Regions from separate parts of the Homo sapiens genome. Here region 2 is linked to region 1. Evidence: read pairs that join two places in POLR2A ChIA-PET (ENCODE). Cell type or tissue: GM12878. All regions are shown on one strand. Links, peaks and the distances in the headings refer to the core of each region. The heading gives the core; the rest is flanking DNA. Region 1 overlaps CIROZ (ciliated left-right organizer protein containing ZP-N domains). Region 2 overlaps TARDBP (TAR DNA binding protein).

What was found. ChIA-PET counts read pairs that join two places held together with the same protein. Peaks named below come from ENCODE experiments on the same cell type or tissue, not always from the same donor. Only the 100,000 strongest peaks of a DNase experiment are listed, where the experiment ranks them.
Region 2: POLR2A ChIA-PET joins it to region 1 with 5 read pairs; 7 of 35 experiments call an interaction of 5 or more read pairs at or near these places.

The regions. Positions count from the first base shown.
Region 1 is chr1:10,963,242-10,967,772 of GRCh38, forward strand. It overlaps CIROZ (ciliated left-right organizer protein containing ZP-N domains), which reads right to left. Exons shown (of 13, transcript NM_001170754.2): 4 at 3,117-3,241; 5 at 887-1,030. Among named protein-coding and RNA genes, the nearest start is that of CIROZ, 17 kb to the right of the region's middle. RefSeq lists enhancers at 1,975-2,044, 2,085-2,144. In GM12878, for the core only: no CTCF peak of the experiment used is centred there; DNase peaks (open chromatin) are centred at 1,860, 2,330, 2,656 and 2,859; H3K4me3 peaks cover 639 bases; H3K27ac peaks cover 2,502 bases.
Region 2 is chr1:11,022,832-11,026,960 of GRCh38, forward strand. It overlaps TARDBP (TAR DNA binding protein), which reads left to right. Exons shown (of 6, transcript NM_007375.4): 6 at 1-2,661. MASP2 (MBL associated serine protease 2) reads right to left here. Exons shown (of 11, transcript NM_006610.4): 11 at 3,692-4,129. The coding sequence ends at 4,054. Among named protein-coding and RNA genes, the nearest start is that of TARDBP, 12 kb to the left of the region's middle. In GM12878, for the core only: no CTCF peak of the experiment used is centred there; no DNase peak of the experiment used is centred there.

The DNA of each region.
Region 1 (4,531 bases), core at 241-4,240:
AGCAGGGCATGGTGGCACACACCTCTAATCCTAGCTACTTGGGAGGCTGAGGCAGGAGAATCGCTTGAACCCAGGAGGCAGATGTTGCAGAGAGCCGAGATTGCACCACTGCACTCCAGCCTGGGCAACAGAGCAAGACTCCATCTCAAAAAAACAAACAAACAAACAAACAAAAAAACCCAGCTGACTAAATGAAGGAATGAGTAAAATTCTTTATTGCTTCCTCCTCAGTCCAGCACGCTCATTTCTGTGGCGGGTTTGGTCCCTATAGATGTTTGGGTTTCTAGCCCTCCCCACTCCCATCCAAATCATGTTTAGCTTACAGAGGTGCCCCGCTGATGAGAGCTAGAGAGAAACTTGAATTCAAGGAGCACACACGGCCATGAAAGAGCTCACAGTTGGATGTGGGGCTCAACCTTTCTTCCCTGATGTTTAAAATGTAGACATTGCACCTGATCGTACCTGGGGTCTATAACTCTTTGACATTACCCAGGTCAAAAAAAAAAAGCATCCAAACTAGCAAATTTAGCAAATTTTTTCAATCCAGAGAGAAAGGACACAAAGATGCAATTTTGCAGCTTTGGTGATAACCCGACTGGCCCCCTGAGCCAGCCAAGATGGGAAATCCAGAACCCGAGGTCAGAGAGCTTTAATCCCCCCTCCCCTCCCATCTCACTCGTCCTTGCTCAGAACCCAACCCAGCAGAGACCTAGCCAGTACCCAGGGATGTCTAGGAGAACAATGCCATACTGCATCTGCAGCTACCACCTGTCTCCCTGGGCCACGTCCTGTGGTGCAGGAGCCAGGGCCACCTGCCTTGGCCTTTAGAGAGAAGCCCAGCCTGGGAGGTCCCTCTGCCACCTCCCAGACCCCCCGAACCCATTACCTGGATGAACATGGGCCCACAGTGGACGCTTTCCTGGCCCAGCCTTGACCTTAGCATCGGACACTTCATTATGTAGCGATCACTCCGCTCCAACCCCATCACCCCTTTCTGAAATATTCTGATTTCCAGCCTGTAATTTGCTTTCTGGAAGTAGGGCAAAATTCATGTATGCAAATGAGAGAGGAAAATACAGTTAATAGCCTGCAATTATAGGTCAGTCCCTGTTCACAGCAAATAGGACACCATGAACCTCCTAGAAGGTGGGCTTGTGGAAGAGGGATGGGAAACGAGACCAAGGTCGACACCAACACGGAGCTTGGGTCTGGCTCTGGAAGCTCAGCCCCCACCAAGGAAGCCCTCCAGGCTGGGGAGCATTTGGGGATTTGGGGAAGGTCAAACCTAGTCAGACAGAATAAGAGCTTGCGTCCTAATGTCCCTTGAGAGTTGACAAATATTTGTTCACACTTTATCTCCTTTGATGCTCACCAGTGTCTCATAAGGCTGGGCTATTTTTTGTTGTTGAGACACAGTCTCATTCAGTCACCCAGGCTGGAGTGCAATGGCCTGATCTTGGCTCACTGCAACCTCCACCTCCCGGGTTCAAGCAATTCTTGTGCCTCAGCCTCCCAAGTAGCTGGAATTACAGGCAGACGCCAACACGCCCGTCTAATTTTTGTATTTTTAGTAGAGATGGGGTTTCACCATGTTGGCCAGGCTGGTGTTGAACTCCTGGCCTCAAGTGATCCGCTCATCTTGGCCTCCCAAAGTGCTGGGATTACAGGCGTGAGCCACCAAGCCCAGCCAAGGCTGGGTTTATGAGACATAAAATTCCCATTTTACAGATGAGGCAGTTGAGGCTTAGAGAAGGTAAATGACTAAGCCAAAGGCATGTGGCCATTTCTGAGACTAGATGTGAGAGCTGGTCTAGCTCATTCCGGTACAAGGCGGACTTCAAAGATGTCAAACCAATGGGTCCCTCTGCCCCTCCCAGGCTGCCCTCATTCAGCCACATAAGAAGAACCCAAGTCTAAGCTTTGCGGTGGGGCCTGAGAAGGGTGACGGGGCTGTCAGAGAAGGGCGACCACAGAGAGGAAGAGAAAGAGGAGGAGCAGGGTAGTTCCCAAAATTCCTTCCCCCACTCCAGACCACAGCCCCACTCAGGAAAAACTCTGGACTGGGTCAAGGAAGGGAGCACAAAGAAATGGAAAGGGGAAGTGGAGGTGAGGAAAAGACAAGAAAAAAAAAACTGTGAGCCAAACTGTGCGGCTGGTTGTCCCCTTGCAGGACCCCTGGAGTGAAATTTAAGTAACAAGAATGCTGGCACAGTGGCTCATTCCTATCATCTCAACACATTGGGACACCGAGGCGGGAGGATGGCTTGAGCCTGGGAATTCCAGACCAGCCTGGGCAACATGGTGAAACCCCATCTTCTACAAAAAGTACAAAAATTACCTGGGTGTAGTGGTGCATGCCTGTAGTCCCAGCTACTCTGGGGGCCGAGGTGGGTGGATCACTTGAGGTCAGAAGCTCAAGACCAGCCTGGCCAACAAGGTGAAACCCCGCCTTTACCAAGTAGTCTCAGCTACTTCAGAGGCTGAGGCAGGGGAATCGCTTGAACCTGGGAGGCGGAAGTTGCAGTGAGCCGAGATTGCGTCACTGCACTCCAGCCTGGGTGCCAGAGCGAGCCTCCGTCAAAAAAAAAAAAAAAAGGAAAAAGAATACAAAAATATCTTGCTTCTGTAAATTTTAGAGTCACATGGTCTCGTGAGCCCATAATGGGCCTGTGCAAGTGAGGGCTGTCAGTCAGTCTTTGCAACTCCTCAGCACCATTTATTCACTTCATTCAGCACTTACTGAGTACCTACTGTGTGCCAGGCCCTGAGGCAAGCCTGTGGGTGTGACTGCCTCACCCCAGAGACTCCAGGTCCAGCAGGATATGGTGTGTGAGTGGGCACATTATGAGTCAGTGTTGGCAATGATAGAAGCAGGTCTACTGCACAGAGAAGGGGGGATTCTCAGGAGGACTGCCTGGAGGAGGCAGCATCTGAGCTGGGCGGCCTTTTAATATCTATGCCCATAAACTCCATGAGGGCAGAGACTTCTGGTCTCCCTCAGCTCAGTTTCTGCAGAGGAATAATGGTGCAGTGTCTCCTTACTTGATATCTGAGCTCAGGCTTAGCTCCTTAAATCTCCCTTTAAAAAAAAAAAAAGAAAAGTTTCCCAAACCCACCTCTTTCTGCACAAAGCAGGCCGAGTATTGAACTCGAAAAAGGAAGTCACCGTCTGAAGCCAGATGCAGGAAGTAGCCACATTTAGCAAGAGAAGAATCCAGGTGGTCAGGGGACCTCCAGGTGCCTGGAATGAGAAAGGGACAGAAACGTGGGTTGAGCCTGTGGAGGTGGCTTCTCTGGCAGGGTCAGAAATATCAGACTCGCAGATAGAAACTGCTCCGCCTGGAAGCTTCTTACCTGGAAGGGATAAAAATAGCAGTAATTTTTAAAAGTCTGGAAAGGCATATACCAACAGGAAAGCCCGATGGTTCTTCATTCAAGGTGTATCCAGAATCCAACCCCATCTCCCCACGTGAATCCTCGGCTTGTGTCATTGCAGCTGCCTCCTCCCATGTCCCCCGGCTTCCTCCTTTGCCCCAGTTGTGTATATTTCATGCAGCAGCCCGCAGGATCCTGTTCAAAATGTAGGCAGATTGTGTCTCTCCTCTGCTCAAACCTCTTCATTGCCGGCCAGGCACGGTGGCTCACACCTGTAATCCCAGCACTTTGGGAGGCCGAGGTGGGAGGATCACTTGAGCTCAGGAGTTCAAGACCAACCCGGCCAACACTGCAAAACCCCATCTCTACTAAAAATACAAAAATTAGCCAGGCATGGTGGTGCCCGCCTGTAATTCGAGCTACTTGGGAGGTTGAGGCACGAGAATCACTTGAACCCGGAAGGTGGAGGCTGCAGTGAGCCAAGATTGTGCCACTGCACTCCAGCCTGGGTGACGGAGTGAAACACTGTCCAAAAAAAGAAAAAAAAAAAAAAAAAACTCCATTGCTTAAAAAAAACAAAGCCCTTGAAAGCCTCACGTGACCTGCCCTCACTTCTCTGACCCCCTTTCCCACTTCTCTTCCCCTCCCTCCCTCTGCTCCAAACACACCAGACCCACTGCTATTTCTCAATCATCCCAGGCCCAGTCCTGCCTCAGGGCCCTTGCACTGGCTGTGCCCTCTGCCTGGAACTCTCTTCTCCTAGATATCCACATGGCTGACTCCCCTGCCTCCTTTCAGTCCTTGTGCAAATGTTGCCTTCTCCATGAAGCCCACCCTGACTACCCTCTTAACACTCCCCGATCCTGCCCTCCTTCACCCTTTTCTGCACAATCATTGTCTTCTAACCAACTATCTTACTGGCTTATTTGTTATATTGATTGTTTATTGCCCTCTAGTCAAATGTCAGCTCCATGGGGCCAGGGATATTTGTCTGTTTTGTTCATTGCTGCATCTTTAGTGCCTCAAGCTGTTTCTGGCACACAGAAGGTTCTCAATAAATAGTTGTTGAATGAGGCTGGGCACGGTGGCTCACACCTATAATCACTCCACTTTGGGAGGCCGAGGCGAGTGGATCACTTGAGGCCAGGAGTTCGAG
Region 2 (4,129 bases), core at 130-4,129, 59 kb after region 1:
AATTTTATAAGTTTTGTTACATGAAAGGTTGAAATATTGAGTGGTTGAAAGTGAACTGCTGTTTGCCTGATTGGTAAACCAACACACTACAATTGATATCAAAAGGTTTCTCCTGTAATATTTTATCCCTGGACTTGTCAAGTGAATTCTTTGCATGTTCAAAACGGAAACCATTGATTAGAACTACATTCTTTACCCCTTGTTTTAATTTGAACCCCACCATATGGATTTTTTTCCTTAAGAAAATCTCCTTTTAGGAGATCATGGTGTCACAGTGTTTGGTTCTTTTGTTTTGTTTTTTAACACTTGTCTCCCCTCATACACAAAAGTACAATATGAAGCCTTCATTTAATCTCTGCAGTTCATCTCATTTCAAATGTTTATGGAAGAAGCACTTCATTGAAAGTAGTGCTGTAAATATTCTGCCATAGGAATACTGTCTACATGCTTTCTCATTCAAGAATTCGTCATCACGCATCACAGGCCGCGTCTTTGACGGTGGGTGTCCCATTTTTATCCGCTACTCTTTATTTCATGGAGTCGTATCAACGCTATGAACGCAAGGCTGTGATATGGAACCAGAAGGCTGTCTGAACTTTTGAAACCTTGTGTGGGATTGATGGTGGTGCCGAGGCATGAAAGGCTAGTATGAGCGAGAAAAGGAGAGAGCGCGTGCAGAGACTTGGTGGTGCATAATGGATATTTTTTAACTTGGCGAGATGTGTCTCTCAATCCTGTGGCTTTGGTGAGAGAGTGTGCAGAGAGCAATGATAGCAAATAATGTACGAATGTTTTTTGCATTCAAAGGACATCCACATCTGTTGGAAGACTTTTAAGTGAGTTTTTGTTCTTAGATAACCCACATTAGATGAATGTGTTAAGTGAAATGATACTTGTACTCCCCCTACCCCTTTGTCAACTGCTGTGAATGCTGTATGGTGTGTGTTCTCTTCTGTTACTGATATGTAAGTGTGGCAATGTGAACTGAAGCTGATGGGCTGAGAACATGGACTGAGCTTGTGGTGTGCTTTGCAGGAGGACTTGAAGCAGAGTTCACCAGTGAGCTCAGGTGTCTCAAAGAAGGGTGGAAGTTCTAATGTCTGTTAGCTACCCATAAGAATGCTGTTTGCTGCAGTTCTGTGTCCTGTGCTTGGATGCTTTTTATAAGAGTTGTCATTGTTGGAAATTCTTAAATAAAACTGATTTAAATAATATGTGTCTTTGTTTTGCAGCCCTGAATGCAAAGAATTCATAGCAGTTAATTCCCCTTTTTTGACCCTTTTGAGATGGAACTTTCATAAAGTTTCTTGGCAGTAGTTTATTTTGCTTCAAATAAACTTATTTGAAAAGTTGTCTCAAGTCAAATGGATTCATCACCTGTCATGCATTGACACCTGATACCCAGACTTAATTGGTATTTGTTCTTGCATTGGCCAAAGTGAAAATTTTTTTTTTTCTTTTGAAATCTAGTTTTGAATAAGTCTGGGTGACCGCACCTAAAATGGTAAGCAGTACCCTCCGGCTTTTTCTTAGTGCCTCTGTGCATTTGGGTGATGTTCTATTTACATGGCCTGTGTAAATCTCCATTGGGAAGTCATGCCTTCTAAAAAGATTCTTATTTGGGGGAGTGGGCAAAATGTTGATTATTTTCTAATGCTTTGTAGCAAAGCATATCAATTGAAAAGGGAATATCAGCACCTTCCTAGTTTGGGATTTGAAAAGTGGAATTAATTGCAGTAGGGATAAAGTAGAAGAAACCACAAATTATCTTGTGCCTGAAATCCATTAAGAGGCCTGATAGCTTTAAGAATTAGGGTGGGTTGTCTGTCTGGAAGTGTTAAGTGGAATGGGCTTTGTCCTCCAGGAGGTGGGGGAATGTGGTAACATTGAATACAGTTGAATAAAATCGCTTACAAAACTCACACTCTCACAATGCATTGTTAAGTATGTAAAAGCAATAACATTGATTCTCTGTTGTACTTTTTTGTAACTAATTCTGTGAGAGTTGAGCTCATTTTCTAGTTGGAAGAATGTGATATTTGTTGTGTTGGTAGTTTACCTAATGCCCTTACCTAATTAGATTATGATAAATAGGTTTGTCATTTTGCAAGTTACATAAACATTTATCAATGAAGTCATCCTTTAGACTTGTAATCGCCACATTGTTTCATTATTCAGTTTCCTCTGTAAAGGGATCTTGAGTTGTTTTAATTTTTTTTTTCTGCATCTGAATCTGCATGATTTCCAAACCCTGTACCATCTGAATTTTGCATTTTAGCACTTGCACTATTACTCAGCAGCAGTAACATGGTAACACTTAAAATGGTACTCGGGGACCTCCAAAGACTAAACTGACAAGCCTTCAAGGAGCCCAGGGGTAAGTTAACTTGTCAACGGCATGGTTTAATCCCTTCTTTACACTTGTGTAAATTTCAGTTACTGGTCATAGAAGGCTTTCAATGTTGAGTGGCCTTTTATTAACATGTTTATGGTACTGCATAGATACGGGTATTTATTTTACCCTAAGAAGATTTTGAAGTTTAAAAGTACTTAAACTATTTGGCAAAGATTTGTTTTTAAAAATCTATTTGGTCAATCTAAATGCATTCATTCTAAAAAATTTTTTGAACCAGATAAATAAAATTTTTTTTTGACACCACAGTTTAGTGTCTGGAGTCTTACTGGAAAAACACGATTTCTTTTTATATGTGATATACAGATGCTGGAAAGTTACCTTTAAAAATTGAGTCTCTAAAGAAAAAAGAAAATAATAAAAATTGAGTCTCAAGAAGTTGTACTTCATATGCACAAGAGAAATGAGGCCAAGACTCACAGTAAGCTTTTACATGGAATGGTAACTTTTAGTTAGACTGAAAAACTTGAATGTTAGCTATTAAAACCTTTTAGGAAGGAATAGCCAGCTAAAACCAAATGAGATTTTTAAAGTTAAATCAGCACTTAAGTTGTGTCCTTAGTAGGAAAAAGTAGGAAGTTAACTACTCCGTAATCCAAGAGATAATGTGTAACAGTAAGAATGATTTTGTTGTTGTTGAGTATGAGCAAAGTAGCCCCTAAGTGTGTATTAGGGTTCTGTACTTAACTGTTGTGTGATGTGTGCTTTTGTTAGGCATCACTGTGCCCAAGTATTTCATGTTCATTGTAAAGAGGAAAAATACAGATTTCTCTATAATGTCACCACTTATTTCTAATGCCACTTTTCATCTTGTGGAAATGCCATGTTTTGATTCAGTCTTCTGAATTTGAACATTATTCAGGTTATTTCCAATTGCTGGGAATATCCTTACTGCTAAAATAAATTCTTAGCATTGGAATTGCTAGGTCAAAGATTATGCATGCTTTTTAAGGGCTTTTGAAATGTATTGCCAGTCTGTGGCCTGCCACCCTCCCTGAACATGCCTGGTCTTGCTTAAAATGTATTGCCAAATAGTCCTTGGGAAGTTTATGTTGTCTTTAACAATGTGAAATAGTACTACTATTCACGTTCCTTTTGTCTGACAATTTGATAAGTGAATAATTGTATCCCACCATTCTGTAGTATTGGTTTTTAACATGGAAATTTTAGTCAATACCTGGGCTGAAGTATCAGTGTTTCCAACCTACCTACCCAAAAAAAGGATTCAAGGTTATTCCTCAATCAGTACTGCCATAATATATAAAGCACTTACAGAGATCAATAAGAACAAGTTTAAAAACAAAGAGCATGGACAGGCAGTTTACAGAAATGCCAACAGCCAGTATGAAAAGAGACTGGCTTTTTAAGGTAATGAAATGTAATTTGAGCAGTGACATTACACTGGGTGGGCAAAGATGACTGTCACTCTCGTGGTTTATGTCCCCTTGAGTCAATGGGTAAGGCTGGAATTAAACTGGCAAGTGGAGAAATGACAGCAGCCTCACCTGGAGTCTGTTTTTTTGGGTGGAGCAACAACTGCCATGTCCACAGTAATGATGAATGCTTCTCGAGCCACGTCGCTGCCAAGGTCTTCACAGGCATTTCTAAAAATGAAGAATCCTTGACTGCAGACACGCAAGTTAAAAATCACTAATTATGTTCTCGATCCAGGGAATATAGTTAATAACTTTTGTGTAGACTCCATACTGACCTGCT